Linked DNA regions of Homo sapiens: region 2 is linked to region 1. The links are chromatin loops, found by intact Hi-C in ENCODE. Cell type or tissue: B cell. All regions are shown on one strand. Each heading gives the region's core, and the rest is flanking DNA. Links, peaks and the distances in the headings are about the cores only.

Region 1 (11,911 bases), core at 3,852-11,851:
GAGGTAGGGTTCACAAAGGTAGAAAGAGAAGATCAAGGTAAACAAGAGAAATTTTCCTTAGTTGAGTAGAAATTGAGAGAGTATTCTGAGCACATTGTGGAGTAGAAAGAACCAGGAATCCATCTTCCCACCACAACAATGATTACATTAGCAGAATCTGTGACATGTAACTATTTAGAAACTATGGAGCCTATTGAAGGCTTGCAACTTCCAGGGGAAGAATTTAAAAGTAAATTGGAGTTACTTTTGGTCAGTGTCAGTTCTTAATACAGTAGCAGTTACCCATGCCCATCCCCAGCCCTGTGATAGTCAGCTGTATACGCATTCCAGGAACAGCCTATGGGACCCAGAGTGGGCAAAAAGCACCCTGTCTTCCAAGTACTGGGCATCTGTACACTGGTCATTGATTGCTGCTTCTGATCATATAAGTGCAGACAAAGAGGCAGATGGTCATGGATTTTGCACCTCCCCTCATTGGTTCAAACCCCTTCTCTCCAGCTGAAGTGACTTCCAGGGGATTTAAAGGACTGGTGCCCCTCCTCCTTAATTTTTCTCTCTCTCTCTTTTTTTTTTCTTTTGGGAGGCAGGCATTAAAGACTAGGACATCCAAAAACAATGGCATATATGAGGAAAATTAGAAAGTAACTATGCATTCCGAGGAAAACACTAGGATCAGAAAAACCTGAGAAGACCTCGAGTGTACACCTCACGTTGAACCTTGGCACAGAGAGAGCCTATAACAATTAAACAAACAAAAAACCCAGGGAAGGGGAGAATTTGATTTCCAGAGTTACCACATCTCCTGCTTACCTTGATCTTCTCTGTCTTTGTGAACCCCATCTCCAGCCAGCAGCCTCAACCAAGGTTAATATGTTGGATTTAGTGGCACATGTGTTTGAAGAAAAGGAAGATGGTTTTATAAAAAATAAGGTTTGAAAACAAGTGCCATTGGATTCAAATGTCCAGTTTTCAACAAAAAATCACAAGGCATACGAAGAAACAGGAAAATTAGGCTCATTCAAAGAGAAAAAATCTTGGTAAATCTCAGAGTAGGGGTGAAAAGAGAAAAAGTAAATAAAAGATATCGACAGAAACTATTTCTGAAAAAGATCTGATGGTAGATCTACTAGATAGAGACTTTAAAACAACTGTCTTAAGGAGGCTCAAAGAACTAAAGGAGGATGTGGAGAAAGTTGAGGAAACCATGTATTTACAAAATGGAAATAACAATAAAGAGACAGAAAATCTAAAAAGAAGACAAAAAAGAAATTCTGAAGGTGAAAAAATACAGCAACTAAAATGAAAAATTCACTAGAGGGAGTCAGAGGCAGTTTTGAACGGACAGAAGAATGAGCAAACTTGAAGATAATGGAAATTACTGAGTCTGAGGAACCAAAAGAAAAAAAAATAAGAAAAGCAAACAAATTCTAAGGGACCTGTTGGAACACCATCAAGTGGACCAATATACACATTGTGGGAGTTTTAGAAGGAGAAGAGAGACAGAAAGGACAGCAAGAATATTTGAAGAAATAATGGCTGAAAAATTCTCAAATTTGTTGAAAGATATTAATATAAACATCCAGGAAGCTCAGTGAACTCCAAGTAAGATTAACTAAAAAAAAAAACCCACATTAAGACACATTATAATTAAACTTTCAAAAGCCTAACATGAAGAATCTAGTTCAAGTTGCTCACAGGTCTAAGAGTGAGACTCATATGCATACAGCCATAGCAGGATCACCCCAGACTGAGCTTGAGTTGAGTCTATTGGGAAATTCATGGCACGCTTGGGCATATTTGGTTAGCTAATGGGGATGGCTGCCTGTCTCACTTGTCTGTTGCTGTGTAACAAAGCACTCTAAAACTTACTGCTTTAAAACAACAACAAAAATTTATTTGCTCATGAAAGTGCAGTTTGGGTAGGGTAGATAAACAGGACCAGCTTGTCTCTGTTTTATGTGGCATCTGCTGGGGCTAGAAAGTCCACAATGACTTTATGTTTATGTCTGCCTCAGTTGGGATGGCTTGAACAGCTGAAGGCTGGTTGGATATCTCTATCTCCATGTGGTGTGGCATCTCCATATGGTTAGATTGGGCTTTGATAAAGACTCTCTCCTTGACCAAACATTAAACAGTCTCCTCTGAATCCTCTTCTCAACTAGGTCTCGACCTTGGCCCCAGTCTTCTCTTTGACCTGTCTAGCCCAACCTAGTTTTAGCAAGAATCCTGCTAAGTTTAGTGAGAATTTCCCTACCCTTGAAATCTAATCAGATTTCTCATCCCCCACCTTTAATGTAAAAGGCTTTGGCCTGCTTACAGCAAGAACCTGTTAAGTCAGGTTAGCAAGGATCACCCTATCCTTGATGTCTTCCCTTAGCAATTTTCCATCCACTTACCCCTTTGGCTATAAATCTCTAGCTGCTAATCCCTTTCCCCTATTGCAATACCCCAATTGCCAAAGTCTTGAGAAAAGTCTTCATTACAGTTTTAACAAGTTTCCTGCAGATGGCAAAGTAGAAGCTGCTAGGCTTTTTTAATGCCTGGTCTTGGAAGTCCCAGAAGATCATTTTCTCCACATCCTATTGGTCAAAGCAATCACAGGACCAACTCAGATTCAAAGGAGGGGCAATAGATTTGTACTGTAAAAAAAGCACGTGGAATGGGAGATAGTGTGCCATTTTTGGAAATATGTTCTACCATTCTGTCAGAAGTCAATTCCACAGAACACAGAATTTACCCTAGAACAACTAAGAGTTATGAAGACCAGCTTGACCCAATGACAAAACTGTCACCATCTGGGGGAAAACTGTCAGAGCACAACATGGTGTTTGTCACTAAGATTTGTATGTGTTCCATATCCAGACCCTGGAGGATTCATATCTATATTTTGAGTTAGGAGAATAGGCTATCATTAAAATCTGTTTTAATGAAACTATTTCATTAAAAATACCTTAAGGCATTTGAACACAAACAGTACTGGTTTGGTAATCTTATGGGAAAATGTTAATACCAAAGTGGAGGACAGGTGTTCTTGCCACATCTAGGGGAATGCAGTGCAACTTCTGGACATCAAGAACTCCTGAGAGTAGAGTCCCCACTTAGGCACTGCCCAGTTTCTGATAACAAGGGCCATTTTGGTGGATACAGTTGATTTGGACCCAGTATCCACTACATTTTTTTTTTTTTTTTGAGACAGAGTCTCGCTCTGTCATCCAGGCTGCAGGGCAGTGGCGTGATCTCAGCTCACTGCAGCCTCTGTCTCTCCAGTTCAAGCAATTCTCCTGCCTCAGCCTCCCAAGTAGCTGGGACTACAGGCATATGCCACCACACCCAGCTAATTTTTGTATTTTTAGTAGAGACAGGGTTTCACCATGTTGGCCAGGATGGTCTTGATCTCCTGACCTCGTGTTCCACCTGCCTCGGCCTACTAAAGTGCTGGGATTACAGGCGTGACCCCTCACGCCTGGTCCAAATTCCTTATATTATGGCTTGATTTCTTATGCAGCAAAGTGAGAGAAAAGAAGTGATGGAGGGGAAGTAACAGTAAAAGAAAGAACATGTGAACATTTGCTTGAAGGCTCAAGATTGAAAAGATTCAGGATTAAAAGAGTTATGGGAAAAAAGACAAACAGCTGGACTTAACGCTAGTAAAATTTCTTTATTGAAGGGCTTAAAATAAAACCCTATAAACACTCAAGTAGGAAATAAAAGTTATCTATATTGGAAGAAACCCAGAATGATACTGGAACTTCTTAGCAGTAGTAAATGCTAAAATCTAAAAGTTCTGAGAAAAAGAATTGTGACCAAAATTGTGACCCAAATTATCCTTGTGTGAGGGCAAAATAAAACAATTTGAAAACGAGTATGGATTTAGACAGTACCCTAATTTAGCTTTTCTGAAAAGATAATAATCATTTGAGGAAATACTCCAGCTAAGCCAAATTAACATACAGAATTGAAGAAAATCAAAGTCATGTAATATAGAACAGTGCTGAATACTGAAATCTAATTTATACTTAGATTTAAATAATTATAGTTACTATGATGGTGAAGCTAATTACAATTGTAAAGAAAAGACCCTGAAAATTAAAAACAAGTGAATACGTTAACACTGGAATAGAGATTTTGCAAAGAACCTAGGGTTCCAACTAAAATAATGTACCTCTCTTTCTTGAATCATTTTAGCCACTGCATCATGGGCATATTACTTCACCTAGAACCTTGACCTCTCCATATTTTGCTTTCTCCTCTTTCCCTTTGTTCTCTCCCATCTCTCCTCCTCAGCCTCCCATTCCTGGACTACCCCAAGAATTCCAGATTCTCACCTCTCTTAAGCAAACCTATTAAATTTTCTCTAACTCTCCTCCCAACTCACTCCAGGCTTGGCTTTTCAGATTTCAAACTCATAAAGGTCCTCAGCTAAAGAAAAGGATCCTCTGAGAAACGTCCTTTCACAGAATCCACCTTTTTAAAAGGAAGTTGTGGTTTTATTATTTTTATTTTATTTTACTTTTTTTGAGACCGAATGTCACTCTTGTTGCCCAGGCTGGAGTGCAATGATGTGATCTCGGCTCACTGCAACCTCCACCTCCTGGGTTCAAGTGATTCTCCTGCCTCAGCCTCCCGAGTAGCTGGGATTACAGGCATAGGCCACCACGCCCAGCTAATTTTGTATTTTTAGGAGAGACGGGGTTTCTCCGTGTTGGTCAGGCTGGCCTTGAACTCCCGACCTCAGGTGATCTGTCCCCCTCGGCCTCCCAAAGTGCTGGGATTACAGGTGTGAGTCACCGCGCCTGGCTATTATTTTTAAAATAGAGACAGGGGTCTCACTATGTTGCCCAAGCTGGTCTTGAACTCCTCGGCTCAAGCAATCCTCCTGCCTTGGCCTCCCTAAATGCTAGGATTACAGGCATGAGCCACCATGCCCAGCTCAGAAGTTGTAGTTTTTAAATAATAACTGCTCCTTGGTAGCAAATGTATGAAACAAAATTACAGGCCGGGCGCAGTGGCTCACGCCTGTAATCCCAGCACTTTGGGAGGCCAAGGTGGGCGGATCACCTAAGCTCAGGAGTTTGAGACCAGCCTGACCAAAATGGTAAAACCCTGTCTCTACTAAAAATACAAAAGATTAGCTGGGTGTGTTGGTGGATGCCTGTAATCCCAGCTACTCAGGAGGCTGAGGCAGGAGAATCACTTGAACCTGGGAGACAGAGGTTGCAGTGAGCTGAGATCCCACCACTGCACTCTAGCCTGGGCAACAGAGTGAGACTGTTGTTTGGGCAACAACAACAAATTACAAATGCAAAGAGAAATTAACAAAAACCATGGTAACAATGAGGCTGCCAGTGCTTTACAGATGAATTAGTCTGTGCAAAACAAAAGGAAAAGTTATTATTTATAGTACCAAATGTTGTCATCATGTTTCATGTTTGATGCCTTTTATCGAGAACTATACTGTCATAAATTTGCCTTTACTGTTTTCTTTGCATTTGCCTCTGCAAGGTGGTTGTACTTTTTATTGTATCCATTCTGAATCATTTAGACTGTTTTGTTAGTGGGATATAGTTGGGAGATTTCATTTTATCCAATCTGATAGTGGCTATTTTATGTGTTTAATACATTTATTACTCTTATTCCGTCATTTTATGCTTCACTGTGGCTAATTTAGCTGTTATCTTTCAGCTAGTGATTTGGAGGGAAAATTTTACTTAAATAAGATTTTCTGTTAGTTTCAAGTTACTTTAGGAACAAAGAGGGGTTAGAAGTTCACAAGTGTTCCCCAAACTGGAAAAAGTAGTATACTTTTTTTAAACATTGACATGACCACTAAACTTAAAAATTGAATTTGTATTTTTTCTAAGTTAAAAATAAAATAGTATCTATTGACACTGCCTACATAAAATTCAAAACAGTGTGTTTTAACCTCTTCCTTTCCTTCTAACCCTTATTTCCCCGTCTGGGTTGAATAATCTTGAATTTAAGATGATTTAAATTACTAAGCATTTCATTGTTTCTCTGTGAGTTATTTAAACATTCACATTGAGATTCATTATCAGGTTAACAACATTATTTATACATTTATTCAAGTTTAAATATTTCATTGCTCAATCTTAATACCTTTCCATTTATCTTAATTACTGGGGCAGCTGGAATACTGTAGTAGAAATACGTCATGGTTTCTGGCTCCCAAGCACTTTTGCAGTGTCACTCATAGATTTGAGAAATTCATTTTTATGAATCCAGCCTCAATGGAGAAACAAAAAAGTGAACTTTCCCAGGTGCTACAGGCATGTCAATACATCCTCTGCCAATCACGTCCACCCAAGCAAGACTTCAATTCAGAAGCAAGCAGCGTGAAGTGAGTGCCACATGTAATCTTATTTTATGGCGATGGTGTCAGAGGATTCCAGCATTTAGGGGTAGCATCTAAGTCTTTACTGCAGTCTCACAGTATGGTTTGGATATTGTTTCCACTGTGAAACAATATCCACTTAGAAAAATCAGTTTCTAAGGCTGATTTTCTAGTCCTCATACAGATCCTGTGGGCTACCTCATATTCTTTAAATAAACATCTTGTCATTTAGAGGTCTTGTTTTTAACTATAACAAGAATCCCAAAGGCTGATAAATGAAATGTTAGTATGGTTGGTTTCAGAATTCTTAGGTAATATTTCTATTCCCTCCAAATGCCGCATGTATTGTGTTCCATTTTTTGTGGTGTTTTGTTCTTTGACATTTAGTATTACAGAGATATTTGATGCCAACTTTTTTCTTTTAAGGCAACCTATTCTTCTCTTCCTATTGTTTTTTTTTAATTTTTTTTATTATTTATTTATTTTTTCCCTCGCTCTGTCACCCAGGCTGCAGTGCAGTGGTGAGATCTTGGCTCACTGCAACCTCCGCCGCCTCCCGGGTTCAAGTGATTCTCCTGCCTCAGCCTTCTGACTAGGTGGGACTACAGGCGCGCGCCACCACACCCGACTAATTTTTTTATTTTCAGTAGAGACAGGGTTTCACCATGCTGGCCAGGATGGTCTTGATCTCTTGATCTCCTTATCCACCTGCCTCGGCCTCCCGAAGAGTTGGGATTACAGGCGTGAGCCACCGCTCCCGGCCCCAATGATGTTTTTATAGTCTTATCTTGGAAATTTTAAAACTTACTGTATGTCTAAATATGGTTTTCTGTTAAAGTTACTTCAGGACCAAAGAGGGGTGAGAGGTTCACAAGTGCTCCCCAAACCGGGAAAAGTAGAACAAAGTCTCAAAAATGGCAGGAACTGAGTGACTCCAGGAGCTAGGGACTCTTTTTTTGAGACAGGTTCTTATTTTGTCACCAAGGCTGGAGTGCAGTGGCGAGAACGATCCTCTCACCTCAGCCTCCTGAGTAGCTGGGACTACAGGCGTGTAGCCCCATGCCCAGCTAATTTTTTGTAGAGACGAGGTCTCACTATGTTACCCCTAGGATTTTTTTTTTCTTTTTTTTAAGAGACAGGGTCTTGCTTTGTCATCCAGGCTGGAGGGCTTACAGCTCACTGCAGTCTTGAACTGACAGCCTCAAGCGATCCTTCCGCCTCAGACTCTGTGTAGCTGGGACTACAGGTATGCACCATCAGGCCCTATTTTTTTTTTTTTTTTTTTTTTTGTAGAGACAGGGTCTCGCTTTGTTGCCCAGGCTGGTCTTGAGCTTGTGATTCTTGTCTCTCTCTCACTATGTGTCCTCCCAGTATCTGTTCCCTTTTCCTCTTTCTCCACTAGGTGGCTTCCTCTTAGTTTAAGCTTCATGATGCCAGTCATAGTAATTTGAGCCTTAACTGTGTGCGTGCTCTTTCAGTTCCAGCACTCAAGACCCGGCCAGAAATGTCCTTTGTTACTATTTCAAATTGATTGGCCTGATCATTTTTTTATTTCCAAGCAGTGCTATACAAGTCTCTGGTCACTGACCAGCTGATGATGAGTCTCCTCTAGGTCAGATACAACTCTGGTACAAATAGCCAAGGTCAGGGAGAAAGACTGGGTACGTAGTTCAGTGACCAGTGAATGAGGCTAAGGGTCTGGATTCCAAAAGGTGGTGTAGGTAGGGAAGTTAATGTTTGGCATTTTTTTCAATAGTTATTTTTCACTAATGCTGCTTTATATTCATTGGTCACCTTCACTAACATACATTATGTTGAATATTTTTAATTATTCGAGAAAATAAGTGGATAGTCACAAATGTAGAGAAAGAATTATCCTGAATATCAGATAAAAGAAAGTGTATTTAGCACCAAGAACAATATTATATACATAGAATGTACAGGTTGAAAAAAGCATGAATGGCCTAACAAAAAGCAGAATATACTTTTATAGATCTTAGACAGAGTTGTAAGAATGGCAGGAAAATGACCTGGGGTTTACAGGAGCCACAGTCTATAGGTTTCAACATTACAAAGTAATTTTTAAATTTTAAGTCAGTGTAATATGAGGAAAATACGCTTATTTGAAAGGAAAAAAATTATACACTCTATTTCAGCCACCATGACTTGTGAAAAATAATTGTTTCATAAATTTTAATGATCTGACTACTCAGATGTTCCTTTAACTATGGGCAATTTACTTTTTGCATTTCTGGTGCTCTGCTTTTTTCCTTAGATTCCAAGAAACCCTGGGATAACATATATTCAGATATTGTGCAACTGGCTCCCATCCTCTGCAAGAGATTCATTCTTTCATGTAATTAACCTGTGGCAACATGATCCATATTTTAATCAAGAAACATTTTACTGTACTTACAGTGCTATTTGATCCTTATGGGGCTTATCTTTGATTACTTCCTTTTCATTACCCTGGTAATCTGTAAAGTTGTCCTCAAATATCTTATTTGCTAATTATTGATCACTTCCACTGTATATTAAAAAACTGGATATTTTCATCTGAAATCAACCTTCTCTCATCTCAAAGTTCCCTTTTCATAGTCTTTTAATCTTATTGAAAATTCAAATTAGATCTTTGCTGAAGTTACTGCTTTTTATAATGACAGTCTCAAAGGGAACATTAACTGATCCTTCAAATATAATCACTGTCTTTAGAATTACTTGTTTGTTCATGTCTGGCTAAGTTTGTCTGCTGTCAGGAGTTGAGATGAGCATTATGAAATTGGATGGCTTAATATTGAAATCTTTTATGCCTAGGGGAAGTCTTTTATCTGTTGCTATACTTTGTCAGATTAAGGGTCCAGTTGTTGGGAGGAATCGCTAGAGCTGAAGGCAACCACTCAAGGAGCTTCACTGTGATCTTAGGGCAGTAATTCTCAAAAAGTGTGGTCTCCAGACCAGCAGCATTAGCCTCACCTTTGAACTTGTTAGATATGCAAGTTCTTAGGCCCCATTCCAAACATCCTGAATCAAACTGGGGGTATGGCCCAGCTATGTCTTGTTAAGCACTCCTGGTGATCCCAACGCACTCCTTTGAAGTGCCTTACGTTAGGTAACTCTCCCTCCCCCACTCCTCTCTAAACAGGCATCGTAACTCCTGACTAATTCCCAACGCTGGGCTTAGTATGCCATTTGTTAACAAGCATAAACTGGGAATATTTGGCCTGCTATCGATTATAGCAGCACCCTGTGAACATCTATAATTAGAATTGAGATTTGCCCCTTTACTAATTCAGAACCACTATCTCTAACAGAGGGCCTCATCCAGCAGTCTTTACTTCAATGGGTAGTATAGACTGGCCCGTCTCCCCCCACTCAAGTGTTGCCTACAAAAATTCCACTTTTCTGGCATGTGGAATGTTCATTTTCAGCATTTATATTTTCTTCCTTATTTGAATTAAAAGGCAAGTTTATCTAATTGACTAACATCCATCTCTTTCCATAGAAGTACTTGAAGTGGTTTGCAACAACTGGCATGCAGTAATTCAGAAAATTAGAAATAGAAAATCAAAAAATGAAAGGAAACCAGTATGACCTATATGCATGTATCTCCATTGTTTATGGAAGCCTGGGAAAACAACAGAAGTAGATGGTATTCATAGACAATTTCAGATAACATTTGGCAAAAATTTAAAGGTCAATCATTTCAAAGATAGTAAATTGAAGTGTTTACAAAGTGGTGCAGTAGACACAGTACAGGCATTGGAGTCAAATATCTTAGCTCAAGTCATAGCACTTTTATTTACTGGCATTTTAGCTTTAAAAAAAATCATTCTCATTACCTGGAAGTTATAAACACAGGTAAGGGGTAGATAATTAACTACTTGATGTGATTTTCAAGGCACCAGGTAGGTGTATTCACTCCTATCTGAGTGCCCCACCATGCTTAAAAAGGTTTTCCCTCCCCAAATACAGAGTGTATGAATCTTATCACTAAAAATAAATTTTCATTTATTCAACAAATATGTATGCATGTATCATCAGTCACCCTCTGATCTTTTAAAACAAATCAGGGAAGATATATTAAGTAAATTATCTTAGTTAATAAGTGTCAGTTTATTTTCCTTCAGGAAGGAAGACTTCCCTCCACTGTATAAGGGGACACTTAACATGTACCCCAGAACTGTACCTACCACAAATAAAGTTTCCTTAACAGGCAGGGATTCTAAAATATACTTCTGAATATCTTAATCGTATTAAATCTACCTCTAAAGTTCCATGTGATTTGAATTTTCTGAGCATGGCAAAGTGCTGATTATACTTCACTGCTGAGATCTTGCCCTAACATACAGGGTGATAAAAAGTGTTCATGTCAGACCCAGTTGCAACAAGAAGATGAAGGGGCAAGACAGTTTACACTGTAAAGCCTCGAAGAGACTGCAATGTCTAAGAATCAATTTCAAGTACAGAATTCTATAATATTAAGAAAGAGGAAATTATGTGGGCCTATTATGCTCAATGCTTAGTCTGTGCTAGGCTGCTTGCATTGCTATTACATGAATTTACTTTTACTGAGCTCCAGTGGAGTAAGAAAAAAAAGTTTAAGTGGAAAAATATTAAAAATCAAGATGAGCTAATCACATAAAAGAAATTTCAGGAATAGATAAGTGCCAACGCATGGAATGGTTAAGTGGCAACAGTCTTCTTCAATTGTTTTTATTACAGTAAGAGGAATTTTACTCTTAATGCATAGAAGCTGAAGAAAAAAATTTATATAAGCTTTTAAAAGAGGCATTTTAAACAATTATTAATACAAATGTGAAACAAGACCCTTCAAACAAATACCAATTTCAGTAACAGTTTACATACAGCAATAATTTATTCTGAAATGTTCATTTAGTTTCTGTTGAGACACAATTCATGTCTCATTAATAAAAGAGCAGCCATCTCACCTCAAATACCAGAATATACAACAAATTACAGCATAGCAAAAATTCTACCTACTTTCAGATAAAATCTAGTTCAGGTAAAATAGTTTCATTCAATGTTTTACAGTTACACAGATTTTTGTTTTGTTTGGAGCACAAAATAGTGTAAATTATTACACTGTAGCTATCTCTATGCACATCATGTGACCACATAACTGTTAATCATTACTTCTGAAATTGAACCATCAGTTTCATTCATGCAGTAAAGCAAAGCAGGCTGGGTAAACTTGTTCATCGGGAACCATATTACTGTGAATTTCACAGCCACATGATTAATTATGATGTTAGATGGACTCACAAGGACAAAAACATTTTTTTTTGCATAAATACCAATTTTTCCCTGATGTAAGTTTAGTCAGTTTATAATCTAGAAATGATTGATAACAGCAATATATCATATTTTCTATCTGTAGTGTTCATTATTTTAAGACAAGCAATAATTAAAGGAAGTTGGGATGGGATGCTACTTTAAATACATGTAAAACATACTGTACAAACATACTTGGCTTTACTATTTTTTTCCTAACCATCAAGAGTGCCTCCCAAAATAAGACCAGTGAAGACAAAGTATACT
Region 2 (8,000 bases), core at 1-8,000, 51 kb after region 1:
AAACTATTACCTAAGCTTACAAATATCTTCTACTTAGGTATATTTTCACATAGAATATATATATATATATGTATATCTTCTAATAAAAGTTAGGTGAAATAAAATGATAGGCTCTTAGCTTCTGATATGAATAAAACCCAAAGCCTTTTCTAATGCAACCACCATCTGTTAACAGGAAATTAAAATGACAGATTACATCCAGTAAAAGCAGTCATTTCAAGATAGATTATCCCTAGCACAAAGCAGTCACTTTATAAAAATACCACCACAAAATTAAAGAAATAAAAGAATTTCTCACGGTCATTTATAGAAACACCTATATGCTTGTTCTAGGAAAAAAATATCTAAAATAAAAATTATACATTAAAAATCTGACCTAACAGTGGATAATTAAATTACAAAATGATTCCTAACGTAATTTCTTTAAACATCAAGCTTTCCTAGATCATTTAAAAAATGTGACTTAAAAATTTAATTTATATGCAACATTTCCATCAATAAACTAGTATCAGTTATATGCTGGCAAAAGTGAGGTAGCACTCAGTAATCCAGAAATATAAGAATAATTAGTACCATCTGAAAATCATGCTATAGAATTTAATGGAATCCACAAGAATAGATATACATACATAAAGTCAACCTAGAGACAAAATGAATCTAAGACCACAAAGATTTGACACTAACGTAAGTGAAGATGTCAACATATTTAAAGAAAATTACTGACCATCTACTATGTTAGTTACTTGCAATAGATGCTGGGGAATACAGTGCTAGCAAAACTAGACATTGTTCTATGCTCTCTTGGACCTTACAGTTTAGTCAGGGACACTGTCAAATAATGACAGAAATAATAAAGGTAAAATTGACAAATGCCATGAAAGAAGGGTACAAGGTGCTGTAAATATATATAACAGAGAGATATGATATACTCTGGAGGTTTGGAAGAGCTCTCTTGGGAAGTGCTGTTTGAGTAAAGACTTGAAGAGTAAATAGGAGTTAACTAGGCAAAGGGGAGGAGTAGAGGATGAGTGTTCTGGGTAAAACAGATCACATGCAGAGGACCCAGGGTAGGAGGGAGTGTGGCTTGTTTTAGCGTGTCAACGAATCATGGTGTGGATGAAGCACCAAAAATAAGGAGGAAAGTAGAACAAAAAGAATATGATAAAAAAATTTAAATTTTAATGCCTTTTTCTGCGATTCTTAGATGGCATTCTTGCCTTTTCTACTTGCAAGTTACAGTGAGGCCACTGCATGATTGCCCCCACATAATTAATACTAATATATTAATGGATAAAGTTGCAAGTAAATTTTATTTTTTAAGTCAAATTTTAAATGGTCTAAGTAGGGAGGAAACATAGGAAAGACCAGTTAGGAGGCTAATGTATTAATATAAGTGTGAGACAGTGGCACTATGCACTAGGGAAGCAGTGACAGAGATAAAAGAAGTGGAGACATAGAGGTAAATCTGATCGGGTTCGCTGACAGGATATGGGGAGTGGAGGAAGAGGTCTGGTGTGGAGTATTACTCCTACATTCCTTAGCTCACACAATTCAATAATGATGGTGCTACTCCTCACAGAGATAGGTAATACTGAGGGAGGATGAAGGTTTTTTGCTGCAAGGTGGGGTAGTAAAGAGGGCTTAGGAGGAACAGATCATTAATTATGTTTTGAATATGTTGAGTAATATTAAAGTGCCTTTTTTTTTTTTTTTTTTTTTGAGACAGAGTCTCGCCCTGTCACCCAGGCTGGAGTGCAATGGCGCAATCTCGGCTCAAACGATTCTCATGCCTCAGCCTCCCAAGTAGCTGGGATTACAGGCGCCCACCACCATGCTGGTTATGTTTTGTATTTTTAGTAGAGACAGGGTTTCACCATGTTGGTTAGGTTGGTCTTGAACTCCTGACCTCAGGTGATCTGCCCACCTCAGTTTCCCAAAGTGCTGGGATTACAGGCATGAGCCACAGTGCCCGGCCATTATCCCCATTTTATAGATAAAGAGATGGAGGCACAGAGAATATAAGTAACTTGTTTTCAGTCACATATCTAGTAAATGGCAGAGTCAGAGCTGGAATTCCAACCCAGGCAATTCCAACCCAAACTACCATTTAACATTTACTATCTTCATTTTCTTTCCTCCCTCCTCTTTCCTAATTACTTTTTTTTATTCTTTCACTGATCCTAGGCTACAGGCCTGCCTGCACGCTTCGATACACTGAAGACAAAAGAAGTGGTTGTTCACTATTATGAAAGATTAATTCTAACTAGTTTCCTCATTTCCATAGTTGCTTTACAACTTCTCCAAGGTTTTCTACTCTAGGTGATAGAACTTGAAAAAAAATTTTGGTGAGGTATTTAAATATCACAAAATCCATCCATTTTAAGTGTTCAATTAAATGACTTTTAGATTTATCAAGCACAGCTGTAATCCAGTTTTAGAACATTTTCATCATTCCAATAAAATTCCTGCTGTCCATTTACAGTTAATCCTCATTTCCACTTACAGTCAGACAACCACTAATGTACTTTTTGTCTTTAGAAATTTTGCCTTTTCTGGACATTTGATATAAATGGACTTATATCTCTGGCTTATTTTACTTAGCATGTTCTGGAGGTTCATCCATGTTATAAATTCTGCATCAGTAACTTACTTTTAATTGCTGAATAATATTCCACTGAAGGGATATAACAAATTTTGTTTATTTATTCACTAGTTGATACACATTTGCACTGCTTCTCCTTTGAGGCTATTATGAAAAAATGCTGCTAGTGAATGAACATACAAGTCTAAGTCTTTGTGTACACATATATTTTCATTTCTCTTGGCCAGATACCTAGGAGTAAGATTGCTGAGTCACATAACTATATGTTTAATATTTTGAGGAATCACTCAACTGTTTTAAAATGGTGGCTGTACTATTTAAATTCCCACCAGCAATGAGGGATCCTGCTTCTCCACATCTTCGTCAATGCTTATTATTGCCTTTATGATTAAAGCCATCATAATGGGTGTGAAGCAGTATCTCACTTGGGCTTTGATTTGCATTTCCTTAATGATTGAGCATATTTTCATGTACTTATTTGCCATTCCTATATATACCTTCTGTGGTGAAATGCCTATTTAAATCTTTTGCCCACTTAAAAGGTGAGTTGTATTTATCTTTATTAATGAGTTGCAAGAATACTGTGACTTTAGTAAGTATTCTTCATTTGCTATTATCTTTTAAGACACACTGCATTGTCCTCACAGCTCCCATTCCACCCAATGTACTTGCTTGTTAATAAATAAACTATGTCTGGAAGAACACACAAGAAAGTCACAGCACTGGTTGCCTCACATACCTTTATGTAACTTCTGAGTTTTGAATCATGTGTAATAATTAGTAGACTTAAATCACGTCCAGCATCTAGACCTTAAACCAGAGTTATAATACAGGTAGCCAAAGAAAATGCTATAAGAAATATGCTTCATGATAGAGAAATTATTTGGCAGAAGCTTTTCCCTTTCTCATATCTACTGCTCTATGAACTAATTTGCAAGTGTCCAATCCCCAATTTTCTCCATCTTCTAGCTTCTCCCTCTAACTTACATTAGAAGAATAAAATAATGCAATAAACAAACCACAAACGGCAAAATTGTAAAAAGTGGTTTTGTTCTTTCTTAAATGTGAAATGGCACCTTCCTTTGGCTTACATTTACAAACTATCAGAATAATGCAACTGATGTAACTATTATCATAACAAAAGGAAGCAATAAGAGGTTGGATCATAGTAGCAGACAGTCTGCCCTAAATCCAATAATATGAATAAAAAGTTTTGAACAGATACAAGAAACACAAACAAGTTTCCAACCTGAAACTTGTAACAGTACTGGAAAATGAGGATTACTATTAATAAATGGTACTACAATGAAATTGAAGGTGAACAGCATTAAATAAAATAGAGGGCTATTTTATATTACATAAATAAAAGATTCAATCAACTAGAAAAAAATGTGACTATTGATTTAGAAATATCAAAACCTGTTAGATGCAGCAAAACAGTAATAATCAGAATACAAGAAAGATGGGGGGGAAAGAACTAACTGTAACTAAAGCTATTCAATTAAAAACAAAACACTGCCTATTTAAAAATAATTTAAAAAATAGACCAAAACAAATTTGCTTAAGGATGAAAGACACATAAAAACTTCAGTAGAAAGCCAAAAAGGTCATAATAAGTAGAATGCTACATACATCAATACCAACAGAACTGAAAAGGAGCAAAAAAATACTGCTTTTTTTCCTGGCCCTTTCCAAGGGCCAGGTAAAAAAAGAGTCCATTGCAAAAATGAACACATTCTTTAAATTGCAAATATTTGACTTATATTTGCTTAAGACAGTCATGTTAAACTGCTTTTAGGATTATGACTATCACATTGTACTTAAACTGTCTACTTAGCAAATAAGTTTCTACATATTTCAGATTCAGATGTACTAAATCCAAAGTTCCTCAGATATTAAAAAAGCCAGACATGGATGAAAATGTTTTTTGAAAGAACTCTTTCTTTCTAATCTCTTTCAGCTGAGTTTTTGGGGAAGGGGGGATACTCACCCCCTCCGATCTCCAAATAACCTGCTTCAATGGCTAGTTCTGCATTTTTCAGTTGAATGCTTCATTTCAGTTCCACTTTATTGTTACACAAATTTTCCACTATTTACATTACTTTGACTATGAAATTCTAATCATAGCTGGCAGATGGTATACTATAATCACCTTCCTTTACAACTTCCTGTTGTCCATGGAGTTAAAGGTTATCTTTATTTTTTGTTCATTTGGGTTTCTGGGTACATATGACTGATGCTCAGCTTCTCTCCTACTGTGTAAATTTCCTTTCCCTTCAATACATTCAGAAACCGCAGGTATTCTGCTGATTTCATCTTCTTGGACTTAATCTCTCCTGGAATCCTCTCAATAGTTTCAATATGGACTGGTTGCTTTCTTTACCATTTATCTCAGGATGTCCCTTCATCTTTACTCTGTAGTTTCACTCATCTCTTTCTCTTGTATTATATCCCCTGGGTCTTGAGTTGAAAAAATTCATTTTTCTTGCTTTACATTTCGATTTCACTTGAGTATATCCTTTAATAGGTTCCAGAAAAGGGTGCATGAGAAAAACGTATTTGACACTTTGCCTATCTAAAAGTGTCTTTATTCCACTCTCAAATTTAACACTTTGATTAAAGGCTAGAATGGTATAATAAAAAATATAGCTGGTCTTTGTTCATTTGTACCTGAGAGAGCTTCAAATACCCTTGGAATTTCTCGAGTGATAGGGGTGTGTGTTATGCTAATGAGGCAACTCAGGGTAGGCCACCAGATAGCAAAAAGATGGGTGGCTGTCACCATGTGATAAGAGAGTTAGAACTTTGGGCCAGACGGACCTCCAGGAAGAGAAGGAGGCTGGAAATCGAGTTTAATCCTCATGTGGCCAATTATTTAATTAATCATGCCTACAGAATAAAATTTCAATAAAAATTATGGATACCAAAACTCAGTGCAGCTTTCTGATTGGTGAATACACTGAAGTGCTGGAAAAGGCTGGGAACGGTGGCTTATGCCTGTAATCCTAACACTTTGGGAGGCCGAGGCGGGCAGATCATGAGGTCAGGAGTTCAAGCCCAGCCTGGCCAATATGGTGAAACCCCATCTCTACTAAAAATACAAAATATTAGCCAGGCATGGTGGCAGACACCTACAATCCCAGCTACTAGGGAGGCTGAGGCAGGAGAATCGCTTGAACCCAGGAGGCGGAGGTTGCAGTGTGCCAAGATCACGCCACTGCACTCCAGCCTGGGCTACAGAGCGAGACTCTGTCTCAAACAAAAACAAAAACAAAACAATGAAGTGCTAGAAGAGTGACATGCCTAGATTCCACTAGGAGAAAGCATGAAATCTCTGCACCCCCATCCCCATTCCTACACCCCTTCCTTAGGCCTTGCCCCATATGTCTCTTCATTTGGCCATTCTTGATCTGTATCCTTATAATAAAACTGTTAATCCTAAGTATAGCACTTTCAGTGAGTTGTGAGCCATTCTAATGAATTACTGAACGTGAAGGGGATGTGGAAGCCTGGAATTTGTAACACACTGGGCAGAAATGTGAGTGGCTTGGAGATACTCAACATTTGTGGCTGGCATCTGAGGTGGGAGCAGTCTTGTGAAGGAGTCGGCTCTTAACCTGTTGGGGCTGTGCTAACTCTGGGTAGTTAGTGTGAGAATGGAATGGTACCACAGCACACGCACACGGGGTGGAATTTATAGACAGCTTGGCAGCAGTCCTGGTGGCTTAGGGACACCCAAAACTTGTGGCTGGCGTTTGAAGTGGACAGTCTTGTGACTGACTTTGTCTTTTACTTGTGGAGCTGACTCTAACTCTGGGTAGTTAGGATCAAAATTGAACCCAACTGGAGGATATACAGTGGTGTCAAAGAACTGGGGTCAAAACATAGCTGCACATATTTTCTTTTAAAAGGTTTAACAGGGGTCAGGCGCAGTGGCTCACGCCTGTAATCCCACACTTTGGAAGGCCAAGACAGGCAGATTGCTTGAGCTCAGGAGTTCGAGACCAGCCTGGGCAACATGGCAAAACCTCGTCTCTACAAAAAATACAAAAATTAGTCAGGCATGGTGGCACATGAGCTACTCGGGGGCTGAGGTGGGAAGATCACTTGAACCCAGGAAGCAGAGGTTGCAGTGAGCCGAGATTGCGCCACTGCACTCCAGCCTGGGTGACAGAAACTTTTTAAAGAGACTTACTTACATGGCAGGATTCACCAACAAAACAACCCAGCTAGATCATCCTACCTTTTTTTTTTTTTTAAGAGACTTAGTTCCACGTCTCTTAAAAAAAGAAAAGTTTTAAGAAATGCCTACCCTACTTCCCAGTTTCCAGTGCTGTTATTTACAAATGTAAAGGCATTTGCATTCCTGTTCCTTTATGTGAAATTTGTTTTCTCTTCCTTCTCCAGAAGGTTGTTAGAATATTCTTTTTATCCCCAGTGATTTGAAATTTCCTCATGATGTGTCTTAGTGTAGGATTATTCTTATACATGATGTTAGATACTGGAGAGACCAATTTTTTGGAAAACTAAGCCCCTTGTTAAAATTTCTGAGAAATTTTGATTTATTTCTCTAATTTCCTGTCTCCAGTTTCTCCATTTTCTTTTTGGAACTCCTTTTATTTGGATATTGAACCTTCCTAGAATGATCTATACTGTCTGGTAGTTAGTGTCCACTCATATTTAAGAGCGGGCTATCTATGAAAAAGTTAAATGAAGCTCTATGCCTGAAGAATGGATTTTGTCAACTATATTACCCTATAGGGTGATCTAGGTGGGTTGTTTTGTTGGGTGAATTTTTCCATGTAAGTCTCTTTAAGTTTTTTTTCTTGGGTTAGTCACATTCTTCTGATTTTTTTTCTCCCTTTTTAATGTTCTCTCAGCAGAATCAGGGTTAGTCACATTCCTTATAGAAGTTCCTTCCAGAAACTTGCCTGGAGATTATAAGCCTGGATGCCAGTGGGGGTTTCAGCATTCAGTAGGTAAATTTTCATGTAATTCAGTGTTTCGTATGATACCCTCACGTTCAATTAAACAAGGTTGACCCCTAACCAAAGACCCTTTGTTTACCCTCTCCACCTCTTCAGAGGAGAAAGCTCTCATCTTTTGCTGGGATTGGAAAGGAGCAGTCACCTAGCTGTACAGGGTTGTAGGGAGGTTCTGGAAAGTCCATCTGCTTCTTAACAGATTTTCAAATATCTTCCTGCTTTTAACCCTTTTTTACTCTCACACCCAGAGGTATCTAGTTGCTTCATGACTTTTCATTCCTATTGCTGCCTTATGGGTCAACCCTCTCTGATATGCTAGAATGTTATCACTTGTTTACCTGCTTTCCAGCTCCACGGATTTTACTGTGGTCACCTTCCCTGGTCTTAATGCCTCTTTCATTGTATCCTTTTAC

Evidence for each region. Hi-C counts contacts between places; a loop is a spot of excess contacts. Peaks named below come from ENCODE experiments on the same cell type or tissue, not always from the same donor. Only the 100,000 strongest peaks of a DNase experiment are listed, where the experiment ranks them.
Region 2: a loop joins it to region 1, with 1.9 times the contacts of the local background. A loop is called at or near these places in 3 of 110 quality-filtered maps.

What each region holds. Positions count from the first base shown.
Region 1 is chr5:112,844,278-112,856,188 of GRCh38, reverse strand. APC (APC regulator of Wnt signaling pathway) reads right to left here. Exons shown (of 16, transcript NM_000038.6): 16 at 9,950-11,911. Among named protein-coding and RNA genes, the nearest start is that of SRP19, 11 kb to the left of the region's middle. In B cell, for the core only: CTCF peaks have their summits at 7,559 and 7,759 (motif pointing right); a DNase peak (open chromatin) is centred at 7,748.
Region 2 is chr5:112,792,903-112,800,902 of GRCh38, reverse strand. The region is part of intron 7 of APC (APC regulator of Wnt signaling pathway); the gene reads right to left. Among named protein-coding and RNA genes, the nearest start is that of APC, 59 kb to the right of the region's middle. In B cell, for the core only: no CTCF peak of the experiment used is centred there; a DNase peak (open chromatin) is centred at 4,672; H3K4me3 peaks cover 886 bases; H3K27ac peaks cover 2,189 bases.